Linked DNA regions of Homo sapiens: region 2 is linked to region 1. Evidence: chromatin contacts called from ENCODE Hi-C or POLR2A ChIA-PET data. All regions are on one chromosome and are shown on one strand. The core of a region is the stretch at or near the end of the contact, and the rest is flanking DNA. Distances in the headings are between cores, read along the strand shown.

Region 1 (7,454 bases), core at 4,747-7,246:
ATGAGTGTGTAAAGCAGAAAATAAACTCGTAAACAACCAAAGAAGATAATTTTAGGTGGTATTAAGAGCTATGAAATCAACTAAAATCAAGGCAGTGTGAAAGCAGGTGCCTGGGTGGGGAGGGTGTGTGGGTGTAATTTGGATTCTGTGGCTAGGGCAACTTCTTTTGGGTGACATCTGAGCCGAGATCTCAACAAAGTAGACTGCTGAGGGCTCACTGTCTTAAGCCCAAGTGCATCTTTTTTATGGTTAAACATTTAGGATTAAAACAAAGCTAACCCCCATTTCTGCCTAAGCTCCTTCACAGTCTCTTTGCTTAATCACAGAGACTTTTCCCAGAATACTATGTGAACTTAATGGAAAGGGTCCTATTTTGAAAGAACTGTGGAAAGAAGATCAGTGGTAAACATTGGCCTGTCTGTAGCAGAATTCCCAGTAGTAGCTGATAACAGCAAAACATACTTTTCCTGCAAGAAATTGTTTCTTGGTAAAGCTAAAAAGTCATTCTGTTTAGGGAAACAAATGCTTGCCTTTTCAATGAAGTCTCTGTGCACCCTTAAAAGAGTATGTCGCTTGTTCCATTTTGGAAACGGGGAACTACACAAGCCCCAAACAAACAGCCCAGGGACTTCTCTTCTTCTGTGTAACCTGCCACATCTCTAGCTATTTGCAGGATGCAACACACTGTTTGATACTACAGTTATTACACCTCCTTTTTCTAGGTTACCCTCACTTTCACTACCTGAGATGTAACAGTTCTAAAGTTCTACTCACTTTTTGTCAGTATATTTATGTTAATTCACTTGCAACGGTATTCATGGTCACAGTGGTACAAGCTCATTCAGTTCCCTTCAGAAATCATCAGTCTACACTTTCAAATATACCTACCTGAAATGTTAGTGAGGGTAAACTTTCCACAATGTCATCCCCAAAACCCCACAGCATGTCTCTGTCAGCTCTTCCTTCTTCCAACATTGTCACCCAGCCTTATCATGACAAAATGGTACTCTACTATATATACTCAAATTTTCTGTCATTCTCCCAGAAAACTATAGGAAGGAAGGGAGACTCCCCTCCGGGAAGGACTATTACAAATGACAAAATTACAAAAATGAAAGAAAATCAAATGTACTTTACAAAATGGCAAGTCCTAACATTAGCAAGAAATTGAATGACTATGGCAGGGTTGGGGCCTAAGAAGCTATATCTTCAAAATACTATTCCTGCTCTGGCCTTGTGGTTCTGATGAGCAACCAGAGATGGGAACCACTGATCTTGGTTCCTATTGTGTTCTAGGTCAGCTCTGGAAATGACTGGGAAGTGTGAATGCCCCCACGTATTGTACTTAGTAGCAAAACACTGTTGTGATTACTTTGTTCCTCTAAAACCTTTTATTTGTTTGCATGGATTTTATTATTCTTTTTGGCTCTGGAAATATGTGTAAGCTTCTTATCCACTGAATTAATAAACTTTTAGTGCTAATCTGAGATTTGGTCAAAAGAACTGTAGGGATTCTGAGAAGGGAGGGATCAGACTGGGCTGGTGTAGTTTGCGAAAGTGTCCTGTGAGATGGAATGCTCTCATTTTCCATTTTTGGGTTCAAAATCAAGGGGGCTGTGGCCTCCTTACAGCTGAGAAGGGACAATCAGTGTCAAGAGCAAAATGTTTCTCTCTGCTGAGGCAAGACATAGCAACAACACGAAGTCCTGCTTCTAAAATAACAGCTCCCAATGGATAGAGTGCACTTATGACATGCCAGGTAGGGCTGGACACTCCCCTGTCACTGACTCGTCCCAACAGTCCTGCAAGGGCAGCCCTGATTTTGCATAGGGGTAAGCTGCAGGTTGGAGGGGTTGAGTCATTTTCTAAGAGCCAGAAAGTGCTGGTGCTCCGCCTGACCTCAGGCAAACTGACGTCGGGAAACTGGGCTTTTCTGAATGCCTGTGCCACTGTTCTCCTCTGGCCTTGCCTGTGTGGCTTCCACAGGGCGGATGGCTCAGAAAAAAGCTTCCACACGCCTCCTCCACAAGCCCGGCAGACACAAGGGACCAGGAAATGCCTGACACAAACCAAGCAGACTTCCAGAAAATTTGCTTGAATTGCCCTAGAAGCTGTTGAAACAGGTGAAATGCCATTCCATGATCTCATAAATACACATTAAATAGAAAAGAGGAAAAAATGGCTTGGAAGCTTCTCAATAGTTTCATGGGTTATCTGTTTTCAGAGAAAACTTGTCATACTTGATAAGCAGATTTCTAAAAGAAAACAATATTCTTAAGAATACTGAATTAACAGTTAAGTGCAGGAGTTTAGGGTCAGATAGCCTTCAATTACTGGCTCTGCCACTTATTAGCTGTGTCACCCTGGGCAACTTAACCTCTGTGTCCCTCATTTTCTTTGCCTGCAAAATGGGGATCATTAATAATACTTACACCTCATAGGATTGGTGATAATTAAAGGAGATAATATATACAATATACTTAGTATATTAAAGCCTGGCATATAGTGTTTACTAAATGGTAGCTGTTATAATTAGAATATGCTTGGCTTGTCCTGAAAAAATGCTGCTTTTATTTTAAAATGAAGAGTAGATTTAAGGACTTGGTATTTGTACCATCTCTAAATCCTAAGGCACTGATCCACACAGAAGTGAAAATGAAGACAGAATTGCATCATCATGCAACCAAATGGAAAGAGAGAAAAAGTACTACATCTCAGGTTCTAGAGCTTTCATTCTAGGATTACTTCCTGTCTTAGCACAGCCCTGTCACTGTGTCTGCACAGCAAAGCTCCCCAATGGAAAATGTTCACAGACAAGTTCATAGGTGCTCAGGTTGTATTACCAGTGGCAAATAGGTCCACAGGTATCAAATTACCTGTGCCCAAAGCTCAAAATTTCATGTTCACATGGAGGTGTCAATCCTGAGCTCTGGCTCATTTATGAAACTTCAGTAAGCCCCAGACTCTTCTTTCAGGGCAGGAAAACAGGAGATGTCTGTTTCTCCATTGGTTTGCTCAAAGAAAAGCTGGTGTTATCAAAGAGAGGCTTGATGTTGTAGCAAATAGGCCTGGGAAGATGGGGAAGAATCAGTACCTCCCAGTCCACACTCATACTGATGGTGGCATAGTGAGGAGTCTGAGTCCCTAGGCACTGCTGTGGATGGCTTCTTAGGAGCCCCATGTGGAGATGGAGTGGGGACAGGGTTGGGGGAAAGGGACAGAGTCACAGGGCATTACTTCCTCCTTGGGGTTGGCTTTATCCTTGGACTCCATGTTCTTAAAAGCAGCATGACATAACGTTTCATACAAATGCTGCCAGAGATGGCACTGCTCATTCTTATTATAATACTCTACAAGGTGATATTATAATATTCCACAAGGTGAGTGACAAACAGTTCCCATTCCTAAGCTGGACAAGGTAGGCTGGACTGGATCCTTGAATGTTAGGCTTCTGAGAATGGCTTTCTTGAGGGTGGCAGGTGGGCCATTGCAATAGCTTTCCTCCCTCCTTTTCCTTCTGAGCCATGGCCTCTTAACTTCTTACTTCTCTCCCTGCCCTCATCTCTGCAGAGAAGCTAAATCCTGGCTCTTTAAATAGGATGGCTCCTTTAGGAAGACAGGCCTAGAGGACATTCAGTGAGAAACTTCCCACCGGGGATGCAAGGTCAAGTGGGAAAGCAAGGGAGGGGTAGTGCAGGCAGAGTGTGGCTGGGAAGCTTCACTCCTCTGCTCGCCAGCCTTGTGACAACTCTGCCTCACTCCCCTCTTTTGAAAACGAGGGTAAAAGTTACCCTAAAGGGTGTTTGTGTGGACTGCAGGAGTTAACATACATCAAGAGGTGGGCACCGTGTCTGGTAAACAGAAAGTGCTCTCTTGACAGAATGGCAAGGATTGATACTTGCTGAACCGGATAAAGTAGTGGAGTTAAGGAAGGAAATAAATAGCCTTAGGGTGTGTGCAGCCATTTTTTGCTTTTGGAAAAATTTGCTTTTGGAAAAGCAAAAATAAACAAGGAGGACTCCAGGGCTCTGCTTAATTCAAATATTCAGAGCCAGCTTACTTTCTTTCTACTTCGTTTTTGGTAAAAGAAAAAAAGGAGGGATGCCCCATAACATATATTTTTAATGCAGAAATTTTTTCTTAATACAGAAAGAAACTTTGTTGTTTCTAGCTATAAAAAGACTTCATACTTATTGTTAAAAAACAACAGGCAAAAGACAAAACCAAACCAATCTTATCAGTACTCCTACTCCAGGTACCACAGTTAACACATTAGTGACTATTTTAGAACCTTTCTTTGTGTATATATGTATCCATACATATTTCATCTTGTGCATTAAAATGACACCATAATTTACATACTTTTTCACTCTGTTTTCTTCAACAAAGTAGTTTTGTTATGTAATATCCCCATATTAATAAACAGTTATCAGCAATATAATTTTCAGTAGTTGCATTGTAGTTCATGGCTGTGTGAAAACTACCCAACCATCAGTATTGTTGGACATTTAAATTATTTCTCTTACTATAGTAAATAATACAGGGGTAAAAATCCACTCACTGTTGCATAGACCTCTCATTAATTCCTTCTGATAAATACTAGGGGTGCAGTGGCTGAGTCAAAATATAAGCCCATCATAAGGCTTACAACACGTATTGCCAGAAAGGTCGCACTCCTTTATAATCCCACCCCCAGTGGGGCAATTTGGCCTCACACACGTTCCTTCCCTCCTCTCCCCTTTTTCAGTCTCTTGAGTATATGGATTTTGTTGCCTCTGTCCAATGAACTCATCAAGACTTGCTAAGGCAAAAATGGGGCAGATCCAGTCTAGGTTCAAACCATCCCTCCAAAAGAAATGAAAGCTCTAAGAGGGGACTTCTCTGAACCACTGCAGTGTTTCAGAACAAGGGGGCCGATGAGAGACAGGAGGGTAGATTTGTTCTCCCTTAGCCTCTTCTCCTGAATTAAGAATTACTGGCTTCCCCCAGTCCATCAGTCAGCAAGCTGAGTCTGAACACTGAATTATAGCAAGGGAATGAATGAGCTTTTATATAGTAGATACACACATGCTGCACACACACAGGCACACAGACCCCCACCCACGGCACCTCCAGCTGTGATGCTGGAGACACTCTGGCAGGTAAAATGTCCCTCCATAACCCTCAGGGAATCACCAGGGAATGCTCCTTATACATGTTTTTACGGGAGAGACAAAAGGATAAGCAATAATACATTAATTCAGGTTAGGGGGAGGCCTGAATATTTGTAATGAGTATTTCAGCTAGTCCAAAAGAGGCATTCTCTACCCCCTAATGGGCAGGAAGGGACAGCTGGCATTTCAGACTTGGCAGATCCCTCCTGAAAGATCAATGTTGTCTCTGTATTGGATAGCCTGATCTGGTCCAAGGTTTATTTGTTGAAATAGATAATGTAATATTCAGACTGTCAGCATTTGCACACATACACTGCTTTCCCTTAACCCCTTTCCCCCATGAAACTTTCAGAATCTAAATACTTTACCCCTTTATTCAAGGGTCAGAGTTTCTGAACAGGGGCAAAGGGAACTTCAAACCATTTGGTTACCATGAGGAGAGGAAAGAAGGCAGGAGCATCAATCTTTAAAAACTACAGGTTATCCAAACTTCTACTGAAACTTAAGAAAATGGAGTCCTTCCCCAAGTCCCTTCTACTATATTCTCCACCAGCATCTCTGCCTGCTTAGGAGCACGACAGAGACAGGCGCAGAGACACTGCTGAGGAGCCACAGGACTCACACTGGTAGTCAGAGACCTACATCAGACACTAAGGAGTTGGTGGAGGAAGCCATTCCCCTGGTACGCCTTCGCCCATAACCAGAGGTAGGGGTGGCGTCCGAGGAGGCCCCGGGGGAATTTCCACTGGTGAATGCAGCTGCTGCTTTCTTGGCAACTCACAGTACGTGTGGGCAGGGAAGAGCTCAAGAAATGAGTTGCCTGCAAGCTGCTCCCCGGCACAGGATGGACTGTGGGTGAGTTTTGCAACTGTTCAGGATAAGGCCAACTCCCGGTGGGTTAGCACCAAAGCTGTGAGCTTTGTGTTCTTCCAGAATAGTAGCTGAGATGAGCTAATAGTACTAAGAGTTAACATTTACTGAAGGCTTATTACCAGGCAGGTCACGGAGCACACGGCTCTCATTATCTCCTCAATCCCCACGATAAGATCAGCAGGCAGGTCCTACCATTAGCCCCATTTCACAGGTGAGGAGACCATGTATATGAATTTGGCATTCTGAGGAATCACAGAAAACCTTCCAGGACATTTTAATCTGGCCCTATGCCAACCCACCTCTTGCCCCTCAGCTCTGTAAATATTTGGCAAAGCACTGTGTTTATACATCTTTTGTGAGATTATACTGCCACCAAGAACAGCCGAAATTCCCCTACAGGCCTTATCTAGGAAAGGAAATGAGGTTTTTTTTTCTTTTTTTTTTTTTTTTTTGCCACTTTTCATTTGCATGAGGCATAAGGAGAATAACCCTAAAACCAAAGCAGCTAACCCATTGTCAACGTGTTGCATTCAGACAGTCAACAAAGCCAGACAACCACGGGGCCTGCTGGGGCACTTCCCAACTGGTAGCACCAACTTTCCAAAGGATCTATGTCACACAGGATTAGGAGGACTACAATAAAACCAATGACTGTACCCTAAAAATTAATTTTCTTGACAGGATTTATGGAGATGACTATTTACATGGGGCTTGATTTTGAGAATTGGGTGGATAACGACAGAGTGACTGTTTACTTAAGAGAACTGGCATGGCCAGGCCACCACACACATAGAGCAAGGGATTTGTCTTTATAGCCAGGAAATTTCAGGGCTATGAGTATATAAAAATCAATTGTTATGTGAATTATCTCCTAGGCCAATTAGCTAGAGTAGACAATAAATGATCTTGTGCATCTTCCATGTTAATGACAGGGTTTGGGTAAAGGAGTTCATAGCTTATCAACAAACCAAGTTTTATTGTTTTTTTAAACTAAAACGGATTCACTTAACAAATATTTAGGAAGCATCAGAGCCAGGTCTTGTCCTAAGTGCTGAGAATCCTGTGATACACAAGACAGGACAGGCCTTACTCTCATGGAGCTTAGTGTCATGAGGAGAGACAAACGAGTGAAATACCGGGCAAGAACATTTCAGAGGGAAACCTATGGAGTTTCCCAGTTCATCATCTGCAAGCCACTCTTCAGCAGATGATGAACTGTGGATGAGTTTTGCAACTGTTCAAGATAAGGCCAACTCCCAGTGGGTTAGCACCAAAGCCGAGTGCTTTGTGTTCCTCCAGAATAGTAGCTGAGATGAGTTAACAGTAGTAAGAGTAGTAAGAGTTGTCAACTCTTACTACTATTAGGGAAATAACACAGAGTGATGTGGTAGACAGTGATGGGTGTGGGGACAGAAGGGTCAGGGCAGG
Region 2 (7,728 bases), core at 4,997-7,496, 130 kb before region 1:
GAGGAACCATAAGGTGGGAACAAAATCCGGTCTTCATTCTAGAAATAACTATGCGATCAAAAAGTTTTTAGTCTTTCTTCTTACCATACTGGTTCTTGGTATTCTGTTTACCATTCAATGTACTATTATTGCTTCTGCTTAAAACTCGCATCCCCTAATGCAAGCCTGAGCAAACAGAACTGATAACACACAGCCTGAGAAGGGAGTGCTTGGGGTCTCAAGACTTATTCTGTTTTTCTCCATCTTTGACACTTGGTTTGAAGAGCAAAGAAGGATACAGCTGTTAGGAAGTAAGTTACCCAAACACAGTGACCAAACTGGATTAATTCTTCCAATGAGAAAGAAATACATTATTTCTGTGAGACAGATTAGACTTTAAGTAGCATAGATAACATGATTATATTCTCTCTACAAATAAATACACAGGACCTAAGAAACCCTTTACAGATCCAAGTGTTTTCCTCTCCACTTTTCCATCCCCAAACCCATCTTGCAAGATATGGCCAGCTTATTTGGAGTTAATTAAATCAAGACCTTCGTTTTACAGACAGGGAAACCAAGCCCAGAGACACTGAGTAGTAGGCCACTGGTGTCTTAGAGGTCTGAAAAATCCTTTACTGAACATTCTCTTGATCTATTAATGTATAGGTTTTGTTGCTGTAACCCTCTCCCCAAGAGGAGTGAATATAAATGATGCAGAGTTTGGATGAACTATCTTAATAAGAACCTAAAGTTGAAACCAATGCAAACCTCTCTCAATAAATGCAAAGCAAAGAGAATAATCAGTCTTTCTTTGGCTTGTTAAATAAGATAAAATGTGTTCTGCTAAAACCATTTAACAGAAATATTGTGAAAGGTTTCCCCTAAAGCATTTTTCTATTTGATTTGAAAACTATTCCATAGCTTATTATCAAACAAATCAGTAATTCTTTAGCTAATGCAGAGATAAATGGGCAGTCAGAAAATATAATCACCTGGTGTGTGCAGCTGAGTATTTACATTTTTCCTAATGAACAAAGATAAGAAAAGTGCAGGTGACTTTAATGTGTAAAAACTACCTTTTAGTGCTAGCGCTAGAGGGAAAAAGAAATTACTGGCTCAAGCCAATCCTGTACTTGATAACTAAGCCGTATAGTCCATGGCTTGGCTTCAGTTCTGTTTTGAATCTCTTTTTGGACTTGTCTTGAATGGACTGTTTAGGGCTGCTTCAGTAGTGCAGTTGTTGCATTTTTAAGCATAGTTTAGGTTTTAAAATGTTTCTGGTCCCTTTTTTTTTTTCTTTTCCACTTTATGTTGCTTAAAGCTTTATGGCCAGGTTTTCTCATCCTCAGCATTATTGACATTTGAAGCTGGATACTTCTTTGTGGTGGGGGCTGTCCTGTGCCTTGTAGGCTGGTTAGCAGCATCCCTCGCCTCTTCTCACTTAGATGCCAATAGCATTTCCCCAACCGTGATAACCAAAAGTGTTTTCAGACACTGCCAAATGTCTCCTAGAGAGCAAAATTGCTCTCTGTTGAGAACTACTGTGTTACGGTGTTTGGACAAAAACTGACAAGCCAATGGGAATATTCTATTGGTAGTTGTAAAAAATTAATCCAGTTATAGCAGCTGTATTTCTGGAATTTTTTTCCATATTAACACTTGCTTTCTGAGGTGATAATATCTTTGTTTTTTTTCTCCCAAATAGATTTCTTGCATTACACTGAAAAATTGCTGATTAATTCACTTAAATTGAAGACTAAGCCAATCATGTCATTTGGGTAATAGTTTACCAACTCTGCCCCTTTCTCTGTCAGGGAAGCCTCTAATTTAGTAAGCGATACTGTATCCTTTTGTCAGGTACATTACCATTCCTATTAGCAATAGGGCAATTGAGATTGAGAAAGATTAAAAGGTCACCAAGCTATTACATTGTAGAATTAGGTTATGAATTGTAGCCTATCTGGTTTAGAATCTTTACCTTACTAGTCTCCATAACAACAATTCTTCCAGTGTGGTCCATGGGGCCCTGGGAGTCTCCCCTTAAAGGGCAGACTATTTTCACAGTAACACGTACTTTATTTGCCATTTCATTATGTCAGCATTTGCAATAATGGTACAAAAGCAAAGATGAGTAAAACTGTTGGCATCTTAGTATACAGTAGTTACTGTATTCACTGTCATGCACTTAAAATCTTTGAAGAAGCAAAAAAATTATTAATTACATTAAATTTCAACCCTTAAATACATGTGGTCTTTCTCATGTCAGTGTGACAAAATGAGAAGGTGCATAATCCACTTATATCGCATATAGCATTTGATAGTTGTCTCAAAGAAAAGTGTATAAGATTAAACTGTGAGTTAACCTACTTTTTTTCATGGAGTACCATGAGAGATAAACTCTGGTTTTCAGCCTTGGGTATTTGGCGATGTTTTCCCAAAAATGACTGAAGTAAACTTAGCACTTTAAGGAAAACAACTTAAAGTATTTGTTGCCAATTGATAAAATATAGGTTTCAAGCAAAAATCAGAATTTTTGAAGACTTGTATCTGCCACTGTGAGCTTGACAAATGTGACTCTTTTATATTACATAATGAACTATGTCAACATTTGAAAGATCTGCATAACTCAGTGAACCAGTATTTTCCAGATGACTAATGCATGATAATACAAAATCATGCATGGGTAAAAGATACATTCAAAGTGCAAGATAGACTGACATATTTCAATGTAACAATCAAAAGTTCATTGATAACAGTTTTGGATTCCACATTGCAATACTAAAACCTTTAAAAAACGAAATTGTCCAATTTTGGTGTAGTAATCAGAAAAGGCAATCTATAATTACCTGAACTTAAGTTTCTGGAGGACCATTAACCTTCTACAGGCTCATGGGGAAGACTGTAGCACTTCTCTTTCCCTAAGATCCTCCAGAAAGGAAGAAGGTAATCCTTGGGGGTAGGGTAGAGACCTATTGTGTGATGATCACCAAGTATGTAACAATGCTTTATATAACTCTAATATATATAATCCACACAAACCCCCTAAAATGGCACTAATAAGGGAATGGACTCAAAGAAGTTAAGTCAGCTAGCCACTGTCACAGCTATTAGAGCACTGGAACTAGGATTTGAACCCAGATTTGTCTGTATGTAAAGCTGATTCTCTTCGTAATAGTACTGAGACACAAGAGGCGGCTACAAAATATTCTGGTACTCCATCCTAGACCAGAGTTTCAAGGTTCGTTATCATTTGTAGCATGATACTGGATCCTCACAGTGCTTGCCTTTCATTCAGGTGCCAGGAAACGTCTGCCTGAATGAATGGGTGTAATTTACCTGCACATTTTACATGCTTCTCTAGGTGTGTGATTAACTCATAATCCATCCATGACTTTCACCCATAATCCTCCTTGTAGCAATTGCTTTGCTTGCAACAAAACTAAGTAGACATATCTAGCTTTATGCATGGTTTTCTCTCTCTGAACTCTAACATAAACTCAGCCTCAGGAATTATTCGGTTTCTACTACATTTGCCATTCTGATTGGGAACCACCAGCATTCAGGTATTCACCTGGAACAAGGCATTTTGTTCCAAGGGTTCCTCACTTAAAAGCAAGCACCCTAGCAATAGTTCATAATGGAACTTCTTAACATTCTCAGAATGTTTGGCACAGCTGTGAGTGAACACACATTGAGCAATCAATAACTATTACAGATAATGATGCCCTTAAGACCAGGATATTTTAGCTTTCCCATTCAAAGGGGGTGAAATATGCACTCTTACTATGGTATACTTTTGGTTCCTTCTGCCATGTATCCTTAATAAAAGATGTCAATTCCATATGGTTTTCTCTTGAGTTCTAACCATTTTGTTGTACCCTAGCCCTTTTAACAATATCAAACTTGCAACTGAATACCATTTAGCATTCATCCATTTTTTCCAATGGTGTTCATTATAGGCTATCTTACTCCTCCTATTTGTATGACAAAAATTGGCTTTTTTCACCGATGTCTATGGTACATCTGGCAGCTTTCCATGTACTCAGTTCTTATCTGATGTAGCCCAGAACGACTGCCTGAAGGGATGCCAAAAGCCTGATTGAGGTTCCAAATTTTCAGCTACTGTACTATCAATCCATTTGTTCATTTTTACTTTCCCTTGTCATCTGTAGCTTACAGTTGAGTGGCCTGAACATGTTTTGCATACATTGTAATATCTAAGAATTTGGGAATACGGTCCTAGGATTTAGACTTAATACTACCTTCCATTTATATAATACTTACTCATAAAATCTTCAGTGTTCCTGAAAAAGAAAAAGGAACATGTATTGAGTGCCTGCTAGAAGCAGGAACTTGTAGTAGATTTTCTATGTGTTACCTTATTTTCACAACACACACACAGGTGATATCCTTCCCAGTTTACTGATGAGGAAACTCAGGGGTCAAAGTAGTAGATACCTACCCAAGGTAACAGAAGCTGTGAAGTGGTACAGCTGGGATCTAAAATATGTCAGCTTCACCGTAGATAGGCTCCCTGATGAACCACCTGCCACGGCCCGTATGACCGCATCCAGGGGTGATGATGTCATTTTCACAGGGTTATTGAGAGCTAAAACTACGAAGTACTACAAACTATTATTTAAAATATAAATACATACTATATATGCATATGTGTGTATATATAATTAATGGGGTAAACATTACAGAATACTGTCCTAACCTTTAAACAATGCACTCGTTTTCTGTAAACTAATATACAAACAACTGTTTGGTCCCTAAAAATAGATGTCAGGTGACAGAGACTGGCTGAGCAAGAATAGGAGTATCTTCAGAATAGAAGCCAGAGGAGTTTTTGCTTCCCCAACACATTGTCGCACCATTCACTGTTCCAGGACCTTCCTACTTCTCTGGAAAACTCTGGCCCAAAGCAGCTCCTCTACATTAGTCACAAGTTTCCATTAATCAGGGGTGGCCTGTGCCGGACCTACAGCAGAGTCATTTCAGGTTATTCTGTTACAGGCTTTCGACGTGTAGTCAGTCCACTCGCCCAAATCTAGCAGGGAATGAATGCCTTGTAATACGGAAGCATCTACAAATTCTTCTTAACAGTGTTCAGAGAACAATGTGAAACCCTGGGGCCTTTTCCCAGAATTAGGGTGGTGGGAATGCTGTCCTATTGACTAAGCCTGTTAGGTAAGCAGGCAGTTGGCAAGATTCAGGAAGCTTCATTTGAAGATAGAATTTAGGGCGATCGTTTGGATTTACTGGCTTAATTACTTAAGGTAACATTTATAAAAGAAATTGTCATTCCATTATTATTACCTTTTAACTTTTATTCCTAAACGGAACATTAGCAACAAACTACATTACTTGATAAATGTAATTTCTAACCAGATTGATAACTAGAAAAAAATTTTAAGTTACTTTGCTCTGTGAATTAGTTTAAACATATTTGTAATTGAGACTTACTACTGTTATTGGCTGAAATAAATAAAAGCAAGAGATAATAAAGAATAACAGAGACAACGAACACCCAATTTAAGTTTATTTCTAAGTTCCATCTTTTTTAGAGAAAAGGCAAATTAAGAAAAGTTTAGAGAGAGGTACTAGTATATTTATGAACTTGTATAGATGATAAGCAAAACGGACTTTAATATGTAGAATTCCAGAATCAACAGGTTGCCAGCATCCATGTTTTTGAAGATTTGCTTAAGAACACAACCAAAAATGGAATGGGCAGTCTCTAATTACAAGCAGAAGGCTACAAAATCATTTTAGCTGCATAATACAGTTTTGGTTCTAAAGTCAGCACGTAAGAGGAAAATTCCTTAGGAAAATACAACATTGAAAACCATTGTGTCATGTAATATGAAATGCAATAATTAATTTTTCCTCCAGTAATAGAAAGATCACTGTTTCATTGGTTTATAAAAATATATCTTTATCATTAAATGTGGCAAAATGTTAAGACTTGGTGAATATTGGTGAAAAGTATATATCCATTGTACAATTCTTTCCAATTTTTTTTGAGATTGAAAATTTTTAAAACAACAAATTATCTTTTAAACAGCTAATAATCACTAGACCTGCACTCTTTGTGGTGAGACTATGAAAAATGTTAGAGACCTAGTAAGAGAAGCAGATTCACATTTCTGTCTTCTTCTTCAAGCCAAACAGTCATAGAGTGGAGTGGGCAGAATGGAACTCACTTTTGAAAGCCTAGTGCTTTGTCCAATCTTACTGCAAGCCAGACAGGAAGGTTATAGAAAATGTTTCTGGATCAGTCTTCTCTGAGTCATATGAAATTGTGGTTTCAGCCAAGATGACATTAGGAATTAGAGACATGGGACAAAAACTTTAAGATTGTAAAAAAATTTTGACTCTAGTAGGAAACATGGGTAGAATTGTAATGACACTTGATTGAATTTTAAAAGATGCCTGTATAAGATCTTAAAATTAGGAAAAAAATTATGGCCTAAGCAATTAAAGGCATAGGAGGCATCTTTTTGGGATGATGGAAATATCCTCTCTCCTGATTGTGATAGTAGTTACATGAATATTCATTTAACAAAAACCATAAATTATAGACTTAGAAAACAGTAAATGTTACTGTATGTGACACCTTAATAAACGTGATTATAAAAATAAATCCTAAGCATCTAAAAAAAAAAAAAAAAAGAAGAAGAAGTGAACCAGAACCACACCATTCTATTTTGGAGACACTTCAAAAGAAATGACCTCATTCTTAATTTTGTTTAAAGAAGAATATAACATGATTTGAATATATTTAGCTAGGATATTTTAGTGCCTGCTAGCACTTGAAGCCAGAGTTCACTGTGAGCATTCTGACTATGAAGTGAGAAGCTAAGAGAACTGTATTTTGATATTCCTTTGACAGTTAAATCATAACACTGTTCTTCCCCTTCTTTAGCCCCAGCATGAGACCAGATGTAAGCTCTCCTCCATCCAGCTCCTCAACAGCAACAACAGGACCACCTCCCAAACTCTGCCTGGTGTGCTCTGATGAAGCTTCAGGATGTCATTATGGAGTCTTAACTTGTGGAAGCTGTAAAGTTTTCTTCAAAAGAGCAGTGGAAGGTAGTGTGTGTTTTGAAGAGTTTATTTTTCCTCTACTTGGTTTTCATTTCTCAGGGTGGATTTTGAAATTTCCATTATATGCAAAGCCCATGAAAGGCTAAATATCAGTTAAGAGGGGAGAGGAGGGTGGCTCCTAGGTCCTCTAATGGGCAGGAAAGTATTTAAAACAACAATACAAAAAGATCTAGAATAAAATAGAAAAGTACAAGTTGATGTCTGGGAGTTTGGTCAGGGAGCATAAGGTAACACTATAAGAAAGTGCTATCATATGAAATGATGGTGTTAAGTTTGGGCATAACATAATGTTCATTGTATTAGAAACATGGGCTTTAACTTCCATAAGCTAATAGGTTTCAAAGTCACCAACTTTACTGGCCTGGCAAAAATGAGTCACAGTGAGAACTGTGACAGGAAAAAAAAAAGATATTCATTTCATTTCTTATTCATTTTTTTTTTCTATTAAGCCAGGGCACTGTGCTAAGTGGTATAAATACCAATAAGACCTGATCCTTACCCTCTGGGAAGTCACACTCCACTGAAGTGAAAGATGAGTTAACAATGACAAGGTACAGAGATTATAATATAGATGAGGGAGAGAGAAACTCGGCCTGAGGAGGTCAGGAAAGGTATTTTAGAGAAACTGATTTC

The links. Hi-C counts contacts between places; a loop is a spot of excess contacts on that map. ChIA-PET counts read pairs that join two places held with the same protein, here RNA polymerase II (POLR2A). Pooled maps may share reads with other maps.
Region 2: a loop to region 1 is called in a map of PC-9, with 2.7 times the contacts of the local background. The contact joins two enhancer-like sites. A Hi-C loop is called at or near these places in 2 of 168 maps with a recorded cell type or tissue (PC-3 and PC-9) and 1 of 50 pooled maps. POLR2A ChIA-PET finds 5 or more read pairs at or near these places in 2 of 52 experiments (WTC11 and activated B cell).

Annotation. Positions count from the first base shown.
Region 1 is chr5:143,182,098-143,189,551 of GRCh38, reverse strand. The region is part of intron 20 of ARHGAP26 (Rho GTPase activating protein 26); the gene reads right to left. Among named protein-coding and RNA genes, the nearest start is that of ARHGAP26-IT1, 6.7 kb to the left of the region's middle. RefSeq lists enhancers at 5,690-5,739, 6,060-6,219. Within about 2 kb of position 5,996, at least 8 of the 41 ENCODE cell types and tissues checked have a DNase peak (open chromatin) inside an H3K27ac peak, as active enhancers do.
Region 2 is chr5:143,313,354-143,321,081 of GRCh38, reverse strand. NR3C1 (nuclear receptor subfamily 3 group C member 1) reads left to right here. Exons shown (of 9, transcript NM_000176.3): 3 at 6,914-7,080. It also overlaps the pseudogene RPL7P21. Among named protein-coding and RNA genes, the nearest start is that of NR3C1, 86 kb to the left of the region's middle. Within about 2 kb of position 6,246, at least 5 of the 41 ENCODE cell types and tissues checked have a DNase peak (open chromatin) inside an H3K27ac peak, as active enhancers do.